2 separate regions of the Homo sapiens genome follow, and region 2 is linked to region 1. Evidence: read pairs that join two places in POLR2A ChIA-PET (ENCODE). Cell type or tissue: OCI-LY7. All regions are shown on one strand. Links, peaks and the distances in the headings refer to the core of each region. The heading gives the core; the rest is flanking DNA. Region 1 overlaps ARMH1 (armadillo like helical domain containing 1). Region 2 has its middle 5.5 kb from the start of PLK3.

Evidence for each region. ChIA-PET counts read pairs that join two places held together with the same protein. Peaks named below come from ENCODE experiments on the same cell type or tissue, not always from the same donor. Only the 100,000 strongest peaks of a DNase experiment are listed, where the experiment ranks them.
Region 2: POLR2A ChIA-PET joins it to region 1 with 5 read pairs; 6 of 35 experiments call an interaction of 5 or more read pairs at or near these places.

Annotation. Positions count from the first base shown.
Region 1 is chr1:44,689,697-44,700,989 of GRCh38, reverse strand. It overlaps ARMH1 (armadillo like helical domain containing 1), which reads right to left. Exons shown (of 12, transcript NM_001145636.2): 2 at 11,087-11,293; 3 at 3,820-3,888; 4 at 2,761-2,927; 5 at 1-67. The coding sequence starts at 11,292. All of the region lies in intron 4 of LOC105378690 (a long non-coding RNA gene), which reads left to right. Among named protein-coding and RNA genes, the nearest start is that of ARMH1, 21 kb to the right of the region's middle. In OCI-LY7, for the core only: a CTCF peak has its summit at 5,895; DNase peaks (open chromatin) are centred at 4,049 and 5,919; H3K4me3 peaks cover 1,352 bases; H3K27ac peaks cover 3,482 bases.
Region 2 is chr1:44,789,499-44,800,325 of GRCh38, reverse strand. It overlaps a transcript of BEST4 not described here. Among named protein-coding and RNA genes, the nearest start is that of PLK3, 5.5 kb to the left of the region's middle. RefSeq lists enhancers at 93-482, 533-592, 277-945, 6,582-7,271, 7,964-8,655. In OCI-LY7, for the core only: a CTCF peak has its summit at 6,464; DNase peaks (open chromatin) are centred at 5,470 and 6,465.

The DNA of each region.
Region 1 (11,293 bases), core at 2,948-7,947:
ACCTGCACTTCCTCCTGGGTCTCTTCTGACTTAGACTTTGCCAAAAATTCTGCTATGGATCGTACACCTGAGCAAAGAAGAGAGGAAATGCTAAATTGGAAGGGATTTATGAAAAAATCCCCACTCAAGATTATATAATATGAATAGGATTAAAAGCTCTTCAACCAAGCCTGTTCAACCAAAGCAAAATTGAGGCCTGGTTCTCATGTTGCATCACTGTCTTGTTTACCTTAGAGTTATGTGGCTGGAGGATTTTATTTCAGCATAGGCATGTCAAAATCTGTTTTAAAGTTTAAAATGGCTCTGCACAATTTACAAATAAAACATGCATTTTTTTATTGCTATATGATAACTCTTTTTTTTTTTTTTTTTTTGAGATGGAGTCTCTGTCTGTTGCCCAGGCTGGAGTACAGTGGTGCGATCTCGGCTCACTGCAACCTCTGCCTCCCAGGTTCAAGCGATTCTCTTGCCTCAGCCTCCCAGGTAGCTGGGACTACAGGTGTGTGCCACCAGGCCTGGCTAATTTTTGTATTTTTAATAGAGACAGGGTTTCACAGTGTTAGCCAGGATGGTCTTTATCTCCTGACCTCGTGATGCGCCCACCTTGGCCTCCCGAAGTGTTGGGATTAGAGGCGTGAGCCACGGCGCCCGGCCATGATAACACTTGTATAGCACTCAGCAGTTTGCAAAATGGTTTTACAAATACTAATTCACTTAATCCCAGAAACCATACCAAGAGGAAGGTGTTTCTCCCGCTTTATGGATGAAGACACTGAGGCTTCGAGAGGCCATGGGGTAGACAGGCAGGAGAACCTTGATGAGAATGCAGGGTGGGAAGTGCTTTGAAAAAGGGAGATGTTCGTCAGGCGTTGTGGCTCACGCCTGTAATCCCAGCACTATGGGAGGCCAAGGCAGGTGGATGGCTTGAGTTCAGGAGTTCGAGACCAGCCTGGCCAACATGGTGAAACCCTGTCTGTATTAAAAATACAAAAATTAGCTGGGTCTGGTGGCACGCGCCTGTAGTCCCAGTTACTGGGGAGGCTGAGGCAGGAGAATCGCTTGAACCCGGGAGGTGGAGGTTGTAGTGAGCTGAGACCGTGCCACTGCACTCCAGCCTGGGCTACAGAACGAGACTCCAACTCAAAAAAAAAAAAAAATAGAAAAAGAAAAGGAAAAAGGGAGATGTGGGGGATGGCATCTCTTTTACATGCCTCACTTCATGGACTATATTAAAATTATTGAGGGTGCGGTGACTCATGCCTGTAATTCCAGTACTTTGGGAGGCCGAGGTGGGTGGATCGCTTGAGCTCATGAGTTTGAGACCAGCCATGGCTAACATGGCGAAACCCCGTCTCTACTAAAAATAACAAAAATTAGCCAGGCATGGTGGCGCATGCCTGTAATTCCAGCTACTTGGGAGGCTAAGGCATGAGAATTGCTTGAACCTAGGAGGCAGAGGTTGCAGTGAGCTGATATTGCGCCACCACACTCCAGCCTGGGCGATAGAGTGAGACTCCGTCTCAAAAAAGAAAAAAATAAAAACTATATTATTTACTTTTCTCACCAGACTCTAAACTGTCTGAGGACAGGGATTATATTGTATTCATTTTTGTATCCCTAGCACCTGGCATATACCTAGCACACAGTAGGTATTCAATAATTTTATTTCAAATTTATTTTATTTCCTTTTTTTTTTTTTTTTTTTTGAGACGGAGTCTTGCTCTGTAGCCCAGGCTAGAGTGCAGTGGCGCGATCTCGGCTCACTGCAATGTCCACCTCCCGGGTTCAAGCGATTCTCCCACCTCAGCCTCCCAAGTAGCTGCCATTACAGGTGCGTGCCACCATGCGTTTGAATTTTTTTTTGTATTTTCAGTAGAGACGGGGTTTCACCGTGTTAGCCAGGATGGTCTTGATCTCCTGACCTCGTGATCCGACTGCCTCTGCCTCCCAAAGTGCTGGGATTACAGGCGTGAGCCACCGCGCCTGGCCTAATTTTTGTATTTTTAGTAGAGAGGGGGTTTTGCCATGTTGGCCAGGCTGGTCTCAAATTCTGACCTCAGGTGATCCACTCGCCTTGGCCTCCCAAAGTGCTGGGATTACAGGTGTGAACCACTGCGTCTGGCCTTCAATTTTATTTCTTGAGTTATTCATAATTCAATTTCTTTTTTTTTTTTTTGAGATGGAGTTTCACTTTTGTTGCCCAGGCTGGAGTGCAATGGTGTGATCTCAACTCACCACAACCTCTGCCTCCTGTGTTCAAGCGATTCTCCTGCCTTAGCATCCCAAGTAGCTGGGATTACAGGCCCCGACCACTGCACCAGGCTAATTTTTTTGTATTTTTAGTAGAGACGGGGTTTCTCCATGTTGGTCAGGCTGGTCTCAAACTCCTGACCTCAGGTGATCTTCCTGCCTTGGCCTCCCAAAATGCTGGGATTACAGGTGTGAGCCACCGCGCCCGGCCTCATAACTCAATTTCACAAAAGATATTGGGCCACAGCTCAACAAATCTTTGAATGGATGCCTGAAAGAGGATATATTTAAAAAGGAGAAGTATTTCTAAAACCACTACTGAAAAATGTGAGCAAATGATGAATCAGGAGAATCATAAATCTGGGTCTTCCAGTGGTGACATGGACAGGAGCACAAAAAGCTTCCTGTTCAACCAGTTTCATGATGTGTTTTTCCTATAGCAGTGGTGGGTTCTGCCACCATGTCATTCAGGCCCCTAGGGAGACACATCTTGTCACACACAGTACCCACCATAGCTTTCACAAATGAGTTCCTTGTATGTCCTGCCAGAGTTCGCAATAACCTGAAGTAGTTTGACAGATTCCTTCTTGGCCTCCTCCTTGATCTTCTCTAGCCCAAGTATTTCCAAGAGGGTTAGGACACCTCCAACCTCAAGAAATTCTATAAGGTACCGATTACTGTCCAGAGGGATAGAAAAGTAGAAATAAAACTCTTGTCAAGTTCCTTTGCACTGAGCTTTCAAAGAGATCCCAAGGTCCCCTCTTTACATACTTTGCCCTCCTATCCAGGAAATGTCCATAGGTAAAGTGATACGAGTGTGGAAATTCTTCCTTCCAGCAGGAAAGACTGGAATTACATACTAGGGACAGTTCTTGGTTTTGCCATTCCAGCATCTCTTCTTCTTCTTGTAATACCACCTCAACTGTCACTTGGGGAATCACCCCTCTGCCACTCATGGGCCATGTAGTTTTGGTGGGGTGAGGAGGTGACAGGGTATGTCACCCTTCTGACTGCAGAAGTTCGTTTGGGGCTGGGCATGGGACCTAAATTGGTCCAATGAGGCTCAAAGCCTGGGACTTTCTTGGGAAGCTGTGGAAAGGATCTGCTCTGTTTTTGGTATGTCTAGAGCTCCTGAGGACCATGGCATACAGAGGTCTATGAACACAGAGGAGAAGAGACAGAAATGGGGGAAAAGACAGAGAAGGAGGCCAAGTACTGATGACATTGTTTGAGCCCTGGATCTAGTTAGGGCTGAAATATGTATTTCTACCCTCTGGGTTTTTCCAGTTAAGTGAGCCACTAATTTTCCTTTTTCTGAGTCCAATATGAGTTGGTTTTCTGTAATTCACAACCGAGAGGGTGCTGACTAGTGAAGCGCCACTGGAGAGAAAGGGATGGGGGAGCAACTAGAGCAGGAGCCCGGTGGACATTACCTCTGGGCCCATCCCAAGAGCTACAAGGAACCCACTGCTAACAGGAATCCGTGGCCCTGGGTGGTGTGAATGCCAAAGACATCATGAGCCTGAGATGCCACTGAGACCCCCAGAATCACGCTAGAACAGAACTCACCTGCTTACAGCTGATAAGAAGATGCCAATGGACCTGAGAAGCTTTTCTAAACATGAGTCAGTCATATAGCTGTATGACACGTTAAAGAGTGAGTTTCAGGGTGGTTTTTCACACAGAAGCCAGAGCCCGTGCCTGATCTCTGGTACCACCCCGGGCCCAGGGTGGCCAAGTAGCTGAACTGTGCCTCTTTACCCTGAGAGGAGCTACCAGCGGAAGGGGAAGTGGCAGTACACACAGGGTTGGGGGAAGAGGGTGCTGGCTGTTCACTGTTCTCCAGGAAGCTCCTCTGTGGCAGTTCAGCCACCTTGGCTCTTACAGGCTTTCTAGGGAACAAGGAGGCTCTGATGAATTAAGGGTCCCTGGAGAAGGCTGGGGGTCAATATCCCAAAGCTCTCTAAGCCATGCCCATTGCATCCTTGGTGTCAGCATAGTTCATGACTTTGTGCCTCATTCTTAGATTTCCCTAAAAAGAACCAGCTTCATCATTAATTCTCAATTTTTGTACTTGTTCAAAGTTTTACACTGGAGGTCACTATCCTTATGAAGAATTGGCTTCCTAATAAGAATAATAGGAGATGGTGGAAAAATTAAACTCTGATTTAAAACAACCTCAGTATTTAATGTTATTTTTTAATGTGAGTCTTTGCAAAAAGCCTCATTATAATAAAGTACCCAAAGCACGCATCAGCTCAGATACAAGGTATGAAATCAAGCCACAACAGAAAAGGAACCAGTCAACAATTACTAGGCTCATAACACATCAGAGGCTCTTAGAACACTTAAGAAATTAGCTGAAATTACTGCAGCTCATGGAGGATGACTGAGAGCTTCCAAGGCTGATAAAGGCTAATGTAATGGTTTGGAGGTAATGGTGCTTTGTTTGGGCGGGGGGTGTGTGAAGCAAATTATCTCTGCTGCACCCTGGTTCCCAGGATGCCAATAGAAGTAGAGACAGATTGGCTCATTAGGAAAGGCTCTTTACTGCAAAAATAGTGTTGGCTCTGGAGCCAGGCTCCCCTGCCTCTTGCTGCCATAGTTGGGGCCAGGCAGCAGCCCACACGGTGGTCTTTTTATTCCTACATTGTCCCCACCCTGCTCCCTCAACTTCTGCCCCTGTTCCTTCCTCAGTGCATTCTCCCCTTTTTCTTCAGGCTAGGCTGGCCAACTTTTGTTTCTGTCACCTTCTGTTTCCTCTGTCCTGGGCTAGTCTTTTTTTTTTTTTTTTTGAGATAGGGTCTCACTCTGTTGCCCAGGCTGGGGCACAGTGGTGCAATCACAGCTCACTGTAGGCTTGAACTCCTGGGCTCAAGCAATCCTCCTGTCTCAGTCACCTGAGTAGCCGGGACTACAGGCACGTGCCACCATACCCAGCTATTTTTTTTCTGTATTTTTTGTAGAGACAGGGGTCTCGCTATGTTGCCCAGACTAGTTTCGGACTTGTAAATTCAAGCAGTCCTCCTGCTTCAGCCTTCCAAAGTGTTGGGATTACAGAGGTGAGCCACCATGCCAGCTTTATTTTTTGTTTGTTTTTTTCTTCCTTTTTGTGGAGAATGGAGTTTTGCTATGTTGCCCAGGCTGGTTTTGAACTTCTAGGCTCAAGCGATCCTCCTGCCTCTGCCTCCCTTTAAGTATTGAGATACTGGCGTGAGCCACCACACCCAGCTAGTCTTGTTTTCATAGTCACTCACTATACATATTTCTGGTCTATTATTTCCAGGAATTAGTTCCAGAACACATGGTTTGAGTCCTGGATCTAGAGAACAGGGGATGAAGGAGCAATGTTGGGGCCACAAGATCAGCAGTTGCTAACAAGTACCAGCTCCTATTGTGTGCGGGGCACTGTGCTAACTGCTTTGCTTGCATTGTCTCAAATAATCCTCACCATGGCCCTCCAGTGGGTGCTATTAGCATTTCCATTTACTTCCTGAGTAACATGAGGTAACAATCTCAGGTCAATAACTTGTCCAAGGTCCCACAGTGAACTGCTGGAACCGGGATTTGAACCTAGGCAGTCTGACTAGGATTCTAACTCTTACTGTTAGGCCTTCTGGCTTGTAGACAAATGGAGGGAGGGCGCTTTGCAGATGAACTCCCAGTGTGGTGTCGCAGGTGGAGCTGTGGTCTGCACGGTCCACTGAGTAGGAGACATGATGGTGTATAGGCTTTCGGACAGACACCCGGTTCTAACTTTATCTCTACCATGTGCTAGTAAATTACTCAACCTTTTCAAGGCTCATCTTTCTTATCTATAAAATGGAATAATACCAATCACCTATTAGGCTGGGTGTTAGGCCCAAATGACATAATATTTGTACAGTATATATCTCAGTGCCTAGAACATAAAAAGACTCAATAGGCTGGGCCCAGTGGCTCACACCTGTAATCCCAGCACTTTGGGATCCCAGCACTGAGGAGGGTGAATCACTTGAGGTCAGGAGTTCAAGACCAGCCTGGACAACATGGTGAAACCCCGTCTCTACTAAAAATATAAAAATTAGCTGGGCACGGTGGTGCATGCCTGTAATCCCAGCTACTCGGGAGGCTGAGGCAGGAGAATCGCTTGAACCTGGGAGGCGGAGGTTGCAGTGAGCCGAGATTGCACCACTGCACTCCAGCCTGGGCAATAGAGTGAGACTCTGTCTCAAAAAAAAAAAAAAAAAAGAAAAAAAGAAAAAGACTCAATAAATGGTAACTAATTTTATCATTTAATACATAAATCCTTAGTTTTACTGATCTATTCTGAAAGTTCAAGGTTGAAAAAAGGGTTTAGGCTTATTGGGACTATGTGGTAGTCAATTTTGCAAAAAATAATGATGCTGTGATGCTATTATATTGACTTGTTTTCCTCCAAAATCCACCATAACTGGAGGGCTGAGTAGGAGAAGTGGGTTTGCTAATTCAAAACACTGTTATCACATCACGCAGTCTATTTTATCTGTTGTACGACAAGGCTGCAAAAAGTTAGGGAATTATGAATAATTCTAGGTGTAGAACACTGAATCTACAACTGTTCAGTAAAAGCATGGTTCATTCATTTAGTAAGCACTGACTGAGTACCCACTAAATTTTAGGCACTATGATTGGCACTTGAGAAATGAAGAAGAATGATGTAATGCCTAATGTAATAAGTGCAATGACCAAGTAAAAAAGCACAGAATGCTCAGACACACTGACATTTAAGTGGGGGATTGGAGTGGGAGAGATCCTGCAATAGCAACTGAGAAACAGCGGGAAAAGGTAGAAGAGAGGACAGCTTAAGAGGGGGCAGTGGTCAAGCAAGGCCAGGACTAGGGTGAGGTGAGGGAGGCACTTGCTTGGGGTCTGAAATTAAAAGGGGCACCAAAAAACTCAGTAATCACATAATATTTCAATGCACTATTTAAAACAATCAAATTAATATAAAAAGTCCATGATGGGCCAGACATGGTAGCTCACACTTATAATCCCAGCACTTTGAGAGGTCAAGGTGGGAGGGTTGCTTGAGCCCAGGAGTTTGAGATGAGCCTGGGAAACAGCAACAGCAAGATCCTGTCTCTACAAAAACATAATAAAATTAGTTGGGGATGTGGTGGTGCATGCCTATAGTCCCAGCCACTTGGGAGGTTGAGGTGGGAGGATGGCTTAAGCCCGGGAGGTTGAGGCTGCAGAGCTGTGATGGCACCACTGTGCTCCAGCCTGGGTGACAGAGTGAGAGTGAGACTCTGTCTCAGACAACAACAACAACAAATCCATGATGAGATGAATAAGACATCACAGTGTTAAATAGACAGGATCTGACCCTGCACCTGTACCACCCTGGCTTACTCATCTCACCCTGTGGCCAAGTGGAAAATATTGTTCAGTAAGACAAGGAAGGAAAAAGGAACTCTAGATTTGGCCACAAAGCTAGGGACTTGGTGAGGCTAGTGTCATGAGTTGTGGGGACAGGAGCCAGGTTATAGGCAGCAATGTTTCTCAAAGCATAACCCGGGGACCACTGGCACTACAGCCACACAGAGTACTTGTTAGAAATAAGGGTCCAGGGTTCCACCCTCAATCTACTAAAGCAGAACCTTGGGAGTGTGGGTGGATAGGTAACTGGTAATCTGCATTTTAAACCTCTTTTATGCACAATAATATTTGAGAACAGACTGGGTGTGGTGGCTCACACCTGTAGTCCCAGCACTTTGGGAGGCTAAGGTGGGAAGATCGCATGAGGCCAGGAGTTTGAGACCAGCTTGGGCAACATAGCAAGACCCCGTGTCTAAAAAAATTTTAAAAACAGAAAAATTAGCTGAGTGTGGTGGTGCACGCCTATAGTCCTATCTGCTTGGGAGGCTGAGGTGAGAAGATCCTTTGAGTCTCCAGGAGTTTGGGGCTGCAGTGAGCTATGATTGTGCTGCTGTACTCCAGCCTGGGGAACAGAGGAAGACCCTGTCTCAAACAAACAAACAAACAAAAAAAGAACATTTGGGTAAACCTACAGATGTATTCCATGGTTATTCCCTTTGGCCTGTGTTACAGGCCTGAGTCTGAAAAATAATTTTATCAATAACTTAAATGTAAGAAAGAGAGCAGTGTTTACTTAAACCTTTAATTCTTCCCAGCTGCAGATGCTGGGTCATTCATTCCTCTACTCAGCAAACATGTGCCAGGCATTGTGCTACATGTTAGAAATATAAAGATAAGTAGAACAGATGCGATTCTTGCCCACTGGATCTAAAATCCAGTGGGGGGAAAGAGAGATATTAAGCAGGTAATAACAATAAAATGTTATGATTATTAAGGCAGAGGAAGTCTATGAATATATATAAGAAGGGAACCTAAGCTAGCCTGGGACTCAGAAATGGGCTTCCTGAGAAAGTGATGTTTAAATTGAGACCTGAATAATAGAGTAGGAGTTGGTCAAATAAGGAGGGGGTTTATTTATTTTTATAGAGATGAGGTCTTGCTCCATCGCCCAGGATAGAACACAGCGGTGTGATCATAGCTCACTGCAGCTTCAAACTCCAAGGCCTAAGTGATCCTCCCTCCTCAGCCTCCCAAGTAGCTGGGATTATAGGTGTAAGTCACTGTGCATGGGTCAAGGAAGGGGTTTAGAGAAGGCGAGAGGGTTCAGGCAAGGACAGAAATATACAATAAAAGGGTCTGAGATAAATCTGTAGAGTGCTATGGGCACACAGAGCAGGAATATCCTCAAATCCTCCTATAACTTGAACTATCACCTTGACGGTGACCAGATCTGTCTTTAGCCTTGACCTGCCTCCAGGGATCCTGAGCACAGACATCTCAAACTCAACATGTCCCAAAACAAGCTTATCTACCCTCAAGCTTACTCCTCTTCTTATGTTCTCTTCCACATAATGGCACCATATTCCCCTAGTTTACTAAGTCAGATATGTGACACTCATCTTGTGGCATATGAGTGAAGATGGATATATGGGTATGGAATAGTTGGATATATAGGTATGGAACTCAGATTCAAGAGAGAAATTTGGGCAGGGATACTTATTTGAAAGCCCTCATACAAGAGTGGTGTTGAATCTTGACAATGAACTAGTCCCTCAGGGAGAATCTGAGAGTGAGTAGAGAAGAGGGACGAGGATGGAATCCCAAGGAACAGCATTTAAGGGGTGGCTGAAGAAGAGCGGGAAATGCATAGACACCAAGATAATCGGTATCAGAGAAACCAGGAGTGTTTTGAGAAGTGGGAAAGGTTGATTGACAAATGCCACTGAGAGGTCACCTATAAGGACTGAGGATGCAGTCCCTGGGTTTTGCAACTGGAAAAACATGGGTAACCTTAGCAAGACCTGCATCAGTGGAGTGGGAGGCACCGAAGTCAGATGGCAGCAAGTGGAGAAAAGGGAGGAGAGGAAGTGGAGACAGGGAGACTCAACAACCTTTATTTTTATAATTTTTAAAAAATGTTTTGAGATGGAGTCTGTCTCTGTGGCCCAGGCTGGAGTACAATGGCGCGATCTTGGCTCACTGCAACCTCCGCCTCCCGGGTTCAAATGATTCTCCTGCCTCAGCCTCCCGGGTAGCTGGGATTACAGGCATGTGCCACCATGCCCAGCTAAGTTTTGTATTTGTAGTAGAGACGGGGTTTCCCTTGTTGGCCAGGCTGTCTCAAACTCCTGACCTCAGGTGATCCGCCCACCTCGGCCTCCCAAAGTGTTGGGATTACAGGCGTGAGTCACCGCGCCCCGCCCCTCAACAACCTTTTCAAGAAGCTTCACTGGGCGCGGTGTCTTATGCCTGTACTCCCAGCATTTTGAGGTCAGGAGTTTGAGACCAGCCTGGCCAACATGGTGAAACCCTGTCTCTACTAAAAATACAAAAATTAGCCAGGTGTGGTGGTACATGGCTGTAGTCTCAGCTACTCAGGAGGCTGAGGCAGGAGAATCACTTGAACTGGGGAGGCAGAGGTTGCGGTGAGCTGAGATTGTGCCATTGCACCCCAGCCTGGGCCACAGAGAGAGACTCTGTTTCAAATAAACAAACAAACAAAAGAAGCTTCACCATGAAGGGCAGAAATTGGGGTTGGGTGGAATATAGATTTGAAACAGGGATTCAATTTTATTTTTTAAAGTAGAAGAGATTTCAGCATATATAAATGCTGAAAAAACGCTGGTTATGAGGCAAAGGTGAAAGCTATAGGAGAGAAAGAATAAGGAGATAGGAAAGGGTTCAAGTGCAGTACAAATAGAGGATTAGCCCTAGACAGAAGGTATACCTACTTCAACTCTGATGGGAGCAAAAGAGGTTAGGGGTGAGAAAGAAATACAATTATAGGTTGGGAACACAGGAAGCTGAGAGAGTTCTTGACTCTAAGGATTTTTTTTTTATCACTTTTTTTTAAACACCAGATGTCTGTTCTAAAATATCAGAATCAAGAGAAAACCCCTTTGACAATCTCCTCTCCTTTTCATTTTTGAAGGCTGCCTAATTTTTGTTTGTTTGTTTGTTTTGAGACAGAGTCTCACTCTGTTGCCCAGGCTGGAGTGCAGTGGCATGATCTCGGCTCACTGCAACCTCTGCCTCCCGGGTTCAAGTGATTCTCCTGCCTCAGCCTCTTGAGTAGTTGGGGTTACAGGCACCTGCCACCACGCCTGGCTAATTTTTGTATTTTTAGTAGAGACAGGGTTTCACCATGTTGGTTAGGCTGGTCTCGAACTCCTGACCTTGTGATCTGCCCACCTTGGCCTCCCAAAGTGCTGGGATTACAGGCGTGAGCCACCGTGCCCGGTGCCTAATTTTTTTTTTTCTGTTCAGTAAAGGATACGTGATTCTAAGCGAGGTGGTCAAGCGTACCAGGAACAAACTGGCTCCCTGGGAAAACTCCTGCTCCAGTTCAGGGGCAGTCTTGCCTTGGTTGGTTTCAATGAACTTGTCGAGGATGTGACTCCTTGCGACTTTGCCAGCGTTGTCCCACTCCTGTAAAAAACTTAAGAGCCTGCTAATTGCTGCCTGCTCCTTTATAGAAGTCATG
Region 2 (10,827 bases), core at 4,481-9,480, 98 kb before region 1:
CCGGCGTCTGGTCACCGAGAGTCCCGCCCCCTTCCTAGCAGCGAGTCGAGGAGAGGCCACTCCCATTCCCGGCCTTACATCACCCAGAAGCTCCTCCCCCACCCAACGCACTGCCAGACCCCGCCTCCTCGCCGCGCCCCGGGGCGCAGCCCGGCAGCTAGTCACCATGCAGGTGCAACCAGGCCGCAGGGGCCAGCTGATCCCTGTCCGCCTCTCACCCCTCCTTGGCCACTGCGAGTCCCGCTCGTGGGGGCCTCTTTCTTTCCCCATCCTTCGGGATGTGTGCTGAAGTCCGAGTGGGGCCCGGGCATCTGGGGGCGTCTCCCCAGCAACTAGATAGATCAGCGTTCCAGCCAGCAGCGGAGAGGCAGGGGCGGCGCTCGCTTTTGCCCGGGCATGTTACCCGACACTCCCCTTTCAGTGTGCCGGACCGCGTGTGTCCCTCGCCCTCGCCCGGGGCCCGGCCCAGTGCTGCCCTCTTTAGGGCCTGGAAGGAAGGCACAGTCTCGCGCCTGGCTTGCCTGGCCCGAGGGCTGCCTTGCCAGGTTTAGGAGTCAAGCAGAGTCTGGAATTTCAAGGCTTTTACCATGCTCCAGGCCACATCTTCCGCTACCCACTTCTACACTCTTGAGGGGCAAATTTCGGGTTCCTCCGGGGTCCGCAATTCCCTTCCTCTGAAAATACCCCCGGGCCTGGGTCAGCAGCCAGAGGCCAGAAAGTGAATGGGAATTGGATTTTCTTTTTTCTTTCTTTCTTTCTTTTTTTTTTTTTTGAGACAGAGTTTCGCTCTTGTTGCCTAGGCTGGAGTGCAATGGCGCGATCTTGGCTCATCGCAAACTCTGCCTCCCAGGTTCAAGCGATTCTCCTGCCTCAGCCTCCCGAGCAGCTGGGATTACAGGCATGCGCCATCACACCCGGCTAATTTTGTATTTTTTTTTTTTTAAGTAGAGACGGGGTTTCTCCATGTTGGTCAGACTGGTCTGGAACTCCCAACCTCAGGTGATCTACCCGCTTCGGCGTCCCAAAGTGCTGGGATTACAGGCGTGAGCCACCTTGCCTGGCTGGGAATTGCATTTTCTCAAATGCTAGACACGGGCACTTGGGCAGCTAGTCTCTGGACCACGTGGACCCCTAGACCCCTGCGCAATGCCCACCCTTCCCAGGGCCAGAGACAGAGGCCCAGGACCACAGGCCTCCTGGCCTTGTCTCTCACCTCTCTGCCCTCCCTCTGTGCCAGCCAATCAATTACCATGCCATTCCTCAAAGATTTATTGAGAGCATCTGCTAAGTGCTGGACACTATCTCGAATAAAACTAATCAAGCTTGCAGCCCTCATTTAGTTTACATTCTGCTTGATGGAAACAGACAATAGGCAAGCAGATAAACAAGGTAATTGCAGGCTGTGAAAAGTGCTATGAAGGAAGAATAAACAGAAGAGCAAATGAAGAGCCTACTTTAGAAAGAGTAGCCAGGAAAGTCAACAAATATTTGCTGAGTACCCAATTTGTGCCAATTTTACCTCCCAAATAGCTCTGATATCTATCCCCTTGGCTCCATCTTCCCCTCACACCCTGGCCTGGGCCACAGTCTCTCTTGTCAGGATGATTGCCACAGCTCCTTGCTGCTCTCCTGGCCTTTGGTCTCATGCCCATTTCATCCCCTCCATATGCTATTAGAGGGATCCCACCCAATCCCTCATCAGACTCACGAGGGCAAACTTCTCCAACCTTGTCCTTCATGACCACTGAAGGGAGACCCACGATAGCCTCAGATGTGGAGAAATACTAGTAGCCAAAATTACTGAGGGGGAGTTGGGGATAGGGATGGGCAGGAAGACCCTAAGTGCCTGCTCAAGAGTCTGGTCTTTATCCTTATAGGTCAGCAGTCTTCCAGAGGGGAGATGGTGGTGGGGCTAGAAAGGACAAATCCCCAGGGTAAATGGATCTGAGGCATTTAGAGAGTCAAAAAGGCATATTCAATTTTGCACCGTTATTTATTTTGTTTTGTTTTGTTTTGTTTGTTTTTTGAGACAGAGTCTTGCTCTGTTACCCAGGCTGGAGTGCAGTGATGCGATCCTGGCTCACTGCAACCTCTGCCTCCCCGGTTCAAGCGATTCTCCTGCCTTAGCCTCCAGAGTAGCCAGGATTACAGGCTCGTGCCACCACGCCCAGCTAATTTTTGTATTTTTTAGTAGAGACAGGGTTTCACCATATTGGCCAGGCTGGTCTCAAACTCCTGACCTTGTGATCCACCCACCTCGGCCCTCCCAAAGTGCTGGGATTACAGGCATAAGCCACTGTGCCTGGCCCAAAATTCGTGTATATATATATATATATATATATTTTTTTTTTTTTTCTTTTTTTTTGAGACAGAGTCTTAAAAAAAAAAGAATCACTTGATCCCAGGAGGGGGAGGTTGCAGTGAGCTGAGATCGTGGCACTGCATTCCAATCTGGCAACAGAAGGAGACTCCATCTAAAAAATAATAATAATAATAAAATAAATAAATTTTGGGGCCGTGCAGTGGTGGCTCATGACTGTAATCCCTGCACTTTGGGAGGCTGAGACAGGCAGATCGCTTGAGTCCAGGAGTTTGAGACCAGCCTGGGAAGCATAGTGAAACCCCCGTCTCTACCAAAAAAATGCAAAAATTGGGCCAGCCGCAGTGGCTCATGCCTGTAATCCCAGCACTTTGGGAGGCCGAGGCAGGCAGATCACCTGAGGCCAGGAGTTCGAAACCAGCCTGACCAATGTGGTGAAACCCCGTCTCTACTAATAATACAAATATTAGTCTGGCGTGGTGGCACCCACCTGTAATCCCAGCTACTCAGGAGGCTGAGGCAGGAGAATCGCTTGAACCTGGGAGGTGGAGGTTGTAGTGAGCCAATATCGCCCCATTGCACTCCAGCCTGGGTGACAGAGTGAGACTCTATCTCAAAAAAAAAAAAAAAAAAGTTAGCTAGGTGGGCATGGTGGCAGGCGCCTGTAATCCCAGCTACTCTGGAGGCTGAGGCAGGAGAATCGCTTGAACCCAGGAAGCAGAGGTTGCAATAAACCAAAATCACGCCACTGCACTCCAGCCTGAGTATGACAGAGTGAGACTCCATCTGAAAAAAAAAATACAAAATTTATCAGGGCGTGGTGGCTCACGCCTGTAGTCCCAGCTACTCAGGAGGCTGAGGCATGAGAATCACTTGAACCCAGGAGGTGGAGGTTGCACTGAGCTGAGATCACACCACTGCACTCCAGCCTGGGTGACAGAGAGAGATTCTGTCTCCAAAACAAAACAAAACAAAAATTAGCTGGGTGTGGTGGTGCATGCCTGTAATCCCAGCTACTTGGGAGGCTGAGGTGGGAGAATCACTTGAGCCCTGGAGGTCTAGGCTACAGTGAGTCATGATCATGCTGCTGCACTCCAGCCTGGGAGACACAGAGCTTGTCTCAAAAATATATATAGGGCCGGGCGTGGTGACTCATGCCTGTAATCCCAGCACTGGGAGGCCGAGGCCGGCAGATCACCTGAGGTCAGGAATTCGAGACCAACCTGGCCAACATGGTGAAACTCCATCTCTACTAAAATACAAAAATTAGCCGGGCATGATGGCAGGTGCCTGTAATCCCAGCTACTTGGGAGGCTGAGACAGAATTGCTTGGACCCGAGAGACAGTGGTTGCAGTGAGCCGAGCTCGTGCCACTGCACTCCAGCGTGGGTGGCTGAGCGAGACCCCATCTCAAAAAAATATACATATATTTATATGTATATATTTTTAATATATATTTATATATTTTTATATTATATTTATATATCTTTATATATTTATATATTATATTTATATATCTTTATATATTTATATATCTTTATATATTTATATATCTTTATATATTTATATATCTTTATATATTTATATATTTATATATCTTTATATCTTTATATATCTTTATATATGTTTATTTATATATATTTATATATGTTTATATATTTATATTTATATATTTATATATATTTATATATTTATATTTATATATTTATATATATTTATATATATTTATATATTTTTATATATTTATATATTTATATATATTTATACATTTATATATTTATATATATTTATATATATATTTATATATTTATATATATTTTTTATATTTATATTTATATATTTATATATATATTTATATTTATATATTGTTATATATTTTTATATATATTTATATTTATATATTGTTATATATTTTTATATATTTATATATTGTTATATATTTATATATTTATATATTGTTATATATTTTTATATATATTTATACATTTATATATTTATATATATTTATATATTTATATATATTTTTTATATTTATATTTATATATTTATATATATTTATATTTATATATTGTTATATATTTTTATATATATTTATATTTATATATTGTTATATATTTTTATATATATTTATATATTGTTATATATTTTTATATATTTATATATTTATATATTTATATATATTTATATATATATTTATATATATTTATATATTTATATATATTTATATATATTTATATATATTTATATATATTTATATATTTATATATATTTATATATATTTATATATTTATATTTATATATTTATATATTTATATATATTTATATATATTTATATATTTATATATTTATATATATTTATATATATTTATATATTTATATATATTTATATATATTTATATATTTATATATATTTATATATTTATATATATTTTTATATATTTTTATATATTTATATTTATATATATTTATATATTTATATATATTTTTTATATATTTATATATTCATATATATTCATAAATACTTATATTTATTTATTTATATATGTATATATGTATATATTTATATATTTATATATATTTATATATTTATATATATTTTTTATATATTTATATATTCATATATATTCATAAATACTTATATTTATTTATATATTTATATATTTATATATATTTATATATTTATATATTTATATATATTTTTATATATTTATATATTTATATATATTTTTATATATTTATATATATTTATATATATTTATATATATTTATATATTTATATATATTTTTATATATTTATATATATTTATATATATTTATGTATATATTTATATATTTGTATATTTTTATATATTTATATATTTATATATTTTTATATATTTATATATATTTATATATATTTTTATGTTTTTATATATTTATATATATTTATATATATTTATATATTTTTATATATTTATATATATTTATATATATTTATATATTTATATATATTTATATATTTATATATATTTATATATTTATATATATTTATATATTTATATATATTTATATATATTTATATATGAATTTTGGAAGGGGGCACAGTTCTGCCCATAATGGCCTCTTAATTATATCACCAAGTCTAGCAAGATCTAACACACTGTGTTTTTTTGTTTTTTTGTTTTTGACAGAAGGTTTCACTCTGTGGCCCAGGCTGGAGTGCAGTGGCATAATCATGGCTCCCTGAAGCCTCGACCTCCCTGGCTCAGGCAATCCCCCCAACTCAGCCTCCCAAGTAGCTGGGACTACAGCTGGTGCATACCACCACACCCAGCTTTTTTTTTTTTTTTTTTTTTTGAGACAGAGTCTCGCTCTGTCACCCAGGCTGGAGTGTAGTGATGCAGTGACAGGATGGCAGATCACTGCAACCTCCGCCTCCCAGGTTCAAGGGATTCTCCTGCCTCAGCCTCCCGAGTAGCTGGGATTACAGGCACGCACCACCATACCCAGCTAATTTTTTTTTTTTTTTGAGACGGAGTCTCACTCTTTCGCCCAGGCTGGAGTGCAGTGGTGCCATCTCGGCTCACTGCAAGCTCCGCCTCCCAGGTTCACGCCATTCTCCTGCCTCAGCCTCCTGAGTAGCTGGGACTACAAGCGCCCACCACCGCGCCCGGCTAATTTTTTGTATTTTTAGTTGAGACGGGGTTTCACTGTGGTCTCGATCTCCTGACCTCATGATCCACCCGCCTCGGCCTCCCAAAGTGCTGGGATTACAGGCGTCAGCCACCGCGCCCGGCCTTTTTTTTTTTTTTTTTTTTTTTAAGGCAGAGTCTGGCACTGTTGCCCAGGCTGGAGTGCAGTGACACAATCTCAGCTCACTGCAACCTCCGCCTCCCGGGTTCAAGAGATTCTTGTGCCTCAGCCTCCTGAGTAGCTGGGGTTACAGGCCCCCGCCACCACGCCTGGCTAATTTTTGTATTTTTAGTAGAGATGGGTTTCACCATGTTGGTCAGGCTGGTCTTAAACTACTGACCTCAAGGGATCCGCCTGCCTCGGCTTCCCAATGTGCTGGGATTACAGGCATGAGCCACTGAGCCAGGCCAGTTGTTCATTTTTTCAACAAACGTTTTCTTGAGCAGCCTCTATGTGTCAGGTCCTGTGCTGCACCCTGGCGTGACCTGTCGGTAGGACAAGGACACTGGACTGTAATTAGTGCTAAGTGGTGAAGACAGACAGGGTATAGAGGTGGCCTATGGGAGCCCAGAGGTGGGATCACACCCAGTTTGGGGAATGTACGTAGGCTGAGATTTCTAAGTTGAAACCTGAGAGCTGAGGAGGAGTTAGCCAGGAACAGTAATGGACAGGAGGAGAAAGTATTCCATAAGAGGAACCCTGTGCTCCTTAAGGCATGGAGTGAGAGCTGTTGGTCCTTGAAAAAGCTGAAAGTTCAGAGTAGCTGGAGGAAAGGGGAAGGGTGACTGGAACAGTCCAGGGGCCAGAACTCCAAAGGCTTTGCAATGTGTGTGGAGGAGTGAAGGTCTACTTGCCCCTTCCCCAATTTGCCAAGTTCCCAAGCTGACCTAAGTTTTGAATTTGGTGAGTTCAGGTGAAGTCTGACAATATAGCCAGGGAGTGGGTCTGGAAAGTTAGTGGGAAGGAGGGGCCAGGACAGGCTCCTTGCAAGAGAAAGCTGATTTGCCCTCCTGGCCTGGTTCCCTAGAGCCTCCTCCGCAAAGCTGAGGAGCTCCTGCCAAGCACGTAGGTGCTGAGCCTAAGACTGGGTTCCCTTCTCTTCCCAGGCTGGGATTTAAGGTTGAGCTCAGGCTGTCTGATCCATGGCCATGTTACCTCTCTAATCTCTGCCACACAGGACCCTAGCCAGGGGCCACTACTCAGGCACAAAATGAAATCCCATCTGGCCTTTCTTGCTGTTGTCTTGTGGCTTCCTCAACTGGCTGGGTGGGCCCACACCCAGGCTGGGGCTGTGAGCTTATTATCTTGTCTTCCTCTTCTGTCTTTTGTTGTTGTTTGTTTGTTTGTTTGTTTGTTTGTTTAGATGGCGTCTTGCTCTGTCACCCAGGCTGGAGTGCAGGTGGTGCAATCACAGCTCACTACAGCCTCGACTTCCTGGCTCAAGCGATCCTCCAACCTCAGCCTCCAAGTAGCTGGGACTAGAGGCATGCGCCACCACACCCGGCTAGTTTTTTGTATTTTTTGTAGAGATGGGGTTTTGCCATGTTGTCCAGGCTGGTCTCGAATTCCTGGACACCGTGCTTGGGCCAGAATCTCTTGAGTGTCAGGTCACAGAGGCCAACGGAGGAGGGTCAAGAACAAGAGATGCCAGGTAAGGTTAGGACTTGGGAAGGGCTATTGGCTTCAGCAATAAGGAGATGGCAGGTGTCCTTGGTGGGTGCAGAGGTGGAAGGGATAAAGCCAACCTGAAATAAGAGATGTGCTGATAGCCACGGTAGCACTTCCCACTCACCTGGTGCTATTGTGAGCACTTTATACTATTAACTCACCTAATATGCGCAACGACTCCATGTGATAGGCATTATCATCCCCGTGTTCCCATGGGGAATTTTTTTTTTTTTTTTTTTGAGATGGAGTCTTGCTCTGTTGCCCAGGCTGGAGTGCAATGGCATGATTGGGGCTCACTGTAACCTCCACCTCCCAGGTTCAAGCGATTCTCCCACCTCAACCTTCTGAGTAGCTGGGATTACTGGCTCCTGCCACCAAGCCCGGCTAATTTTTGTATTTTTAGTAGTGACAGGATTTTGCCATGTTGGTCAGGCTGGTCTCGAACTCCTGACCTCAAGTGCAATGGCATGATCTCGGCTCACCGCAATCTCCACCTCCCAGGTTCAAGCGATTCTTCTGTCTCAGCCTCCGGAGTAGCTGGGATTACAGGCATGTGCCACCATGCTCAGCTAATTTTGTATTTTTAGTAGAGATGGGGTTTCTCCATGTTTGTCAGGCTGATCTCGAACTCCCGACCTCAGGTGATCCGCCTGCCTCGGCCTCCCAAAGTGCTGGGATTACAGGCGTGAGCTACCGCACCCGGCCTCTCATGGGGAATTTAAAAGGTTCAATGGCTTTCCCAAAGTCACAAAGCTTGGTGACTTTGGTGACCATGGTGAAGCATGGACTTGGGAACCTGGGCAGTGTGGCTCCGGAATCCATTTCACTGCCAAGCCATATAACCACTTCTCAGCTGTGAGGAGGGGACAGGGGAATGGGTGGGCAGGACCAATAGGGAGGGAGAGGAGAGCTGGAGGATAAGGAAAGGTGGGGCAGGTGATTTATGGGCTGAGTGGTTCCCTCTCCTGCACCATAAACAAAGGGACTGGTCAACAGCTGAGAAGGAGATAAGGTGATTCAGGAGGTAGGGACTGGGTGGGCCTGGGGACCGCCCTCTTCCTCTGGCAGAGGCTTCAGGTCACGTACTTTTATCCCGGGCTCTGTGGGAAATTCACAGACCACAGGGCTGGGAACAAGCAGAGGTGTGAGGGCCACAGGTGCGGGTGGCGGTGCAGGATTGAAATGCAGCCAGCTGGTCTTCCTGGGGTAGAGCTGTCAGGGAGACACGGCCTGAGCTCCTGCACTCCCAGGACCTGGCTTTCCAAGTCCTAGAACATCTTTAAGTGGTAAGCAGCCCAGATGCTCTAGGAAAGCCACAGATCAGAGCATGAGAATGAACTGCCTGGCCATGATGCCTGAGGCCCAGGAGCTGGCATCTCACCCTCCCCAGGTCAGGTCCTGGACACACACAGACACACACACACACACACACATACTCTCTCTCTCTCTCTCTCTCTCTCTGAGTCCTGTTCTTTCCTCATATTGACATCTCCCATGGAGAATGTAACGCCAGTCAGGCCATGAGTAGTTTTCCAGATCTTGGCTCATCTGGGAAATCTCACAAAATAGCAGGGGTGGGGTGGGGGACCAGATGTCTTTCATCTTAAAAGGGAAGAGAGAAATGGAGAACAAAAGAGGGGGTGGAGGGAGGCAAGAAGGAGGGAAGGATGAGAAGAAAGAAAGAAAAAGAAGCTTGCTTGGTTTCAAGTCCTCCCCAGCTTTTTCTTTTTCTTTTTTTGTTTTTGTTTTTGTTTTGAGACAGGGTCTCACTCTGTCACCCAAGCTGGAGTGCAATGGCTGTATCATGGCTCACTGCAGCCTCAAACTCCTGGGCTCAAGTGATCCTCCCACCTCAGCCTCCCAAGTACCTGGACTATAGGCACACACCACCACACCCAGCTAATTTAAAAAAATTTTTTGTAGAGACAGGTCTCACTATGTCGCCCAGGCTGGTCTCAAACTCCTGGGCTTAAGTGATCCTCCCACCTCAGCCTCCCAAAGTGTCAGGATTACAGGCATGAGCCACTGTAATCTAGCTTTACCTAGATGAATCAGATTCAAAACTGTTCTCAGGTGTCTCACAGGCTAGAGGGGAGATCTCCCTGTAAACAGATCATAGACCACTGTGATTAACTGCTGCAAGAGAGAAAACCCAGAGGGTTTTGAGGAGTAACCTGGGGAAGATCATGGAAGGCTTCCTAGAGGGTGCTCTGAGCCACATCTTGAAGGAACAGTTACAAATGAGCTAGGCATATACACCTACTATGCACTCACAAAAATTAAAATTAAAAAAAAATTTTATATGAGCTAGGCAGAGACTGGTGATGAGGGTAGAGGTGGGTAAGTCTCAGAGGGCCTTGTGTATTCAGCTTAAAAGCCAGGATCCAGCACTGTTTGGTCTGGGGCAGGTTAGCAGGACATGAAGAAAAGGTCTCTGCCTCCTCATTTCTCAGGGACTGTCTGGCTTGGAAGGCTTGGTAGGCAAGACTGGACCAGTCGTGGGAAACCAAAGAGAACAGATTCAAATTTTCATAGTAACAGCAGCCCAAGCCAACCACCCACAGTGCTTTAGGCCATAGGCATTGTTTCTGTGAATACTCAAAATTGCCCCATGAGGTTAGGCGTTCTTGATTCTGATTTGCAGAGGAGGAAACTGAGGTTCAGAGAGATTAGGTAACTTGCACAGTTACAAAGAGCTGGGGTTCAGACCCAGGTTTGTCCAATTCCCAAGCCTGTGCTCCTAATCACCTCTCTATGCTTCCTATCTTTAGGAAACTTGCAGAAGAGAACCAGCTCACAGTGTAGGGGGAGGAGCTTCCCAAAACAAGACAGAGGCAGGACCACCACTCTTGGGATTTTTCAGTGTTCACTTACCTCAGCACTGGGAGGGTAAGTAAGCTGCCAATTCTCTTCCACTTTGAGGTTCTATTTCTTTTCTTTTCTTTTTTCTTTTTCTTTTTCTTTTTTGAGACAAAGTTTTGCTCTTGTTGTCCAGGCTGGAGTGCAATGGCATGATCTCGGCTCACCGCAATCTCCACCTCCCAGGTTCAAGCGATTCTTCTGTCTCAGCCTCCGGAGTAGCTGGGATTACAGGCATGTGCCACCATGCTCAGCTAATTTTGTATTTTTAGTAGAGATGGGGTTTCTCCATGTTGGTCAGGCTGATC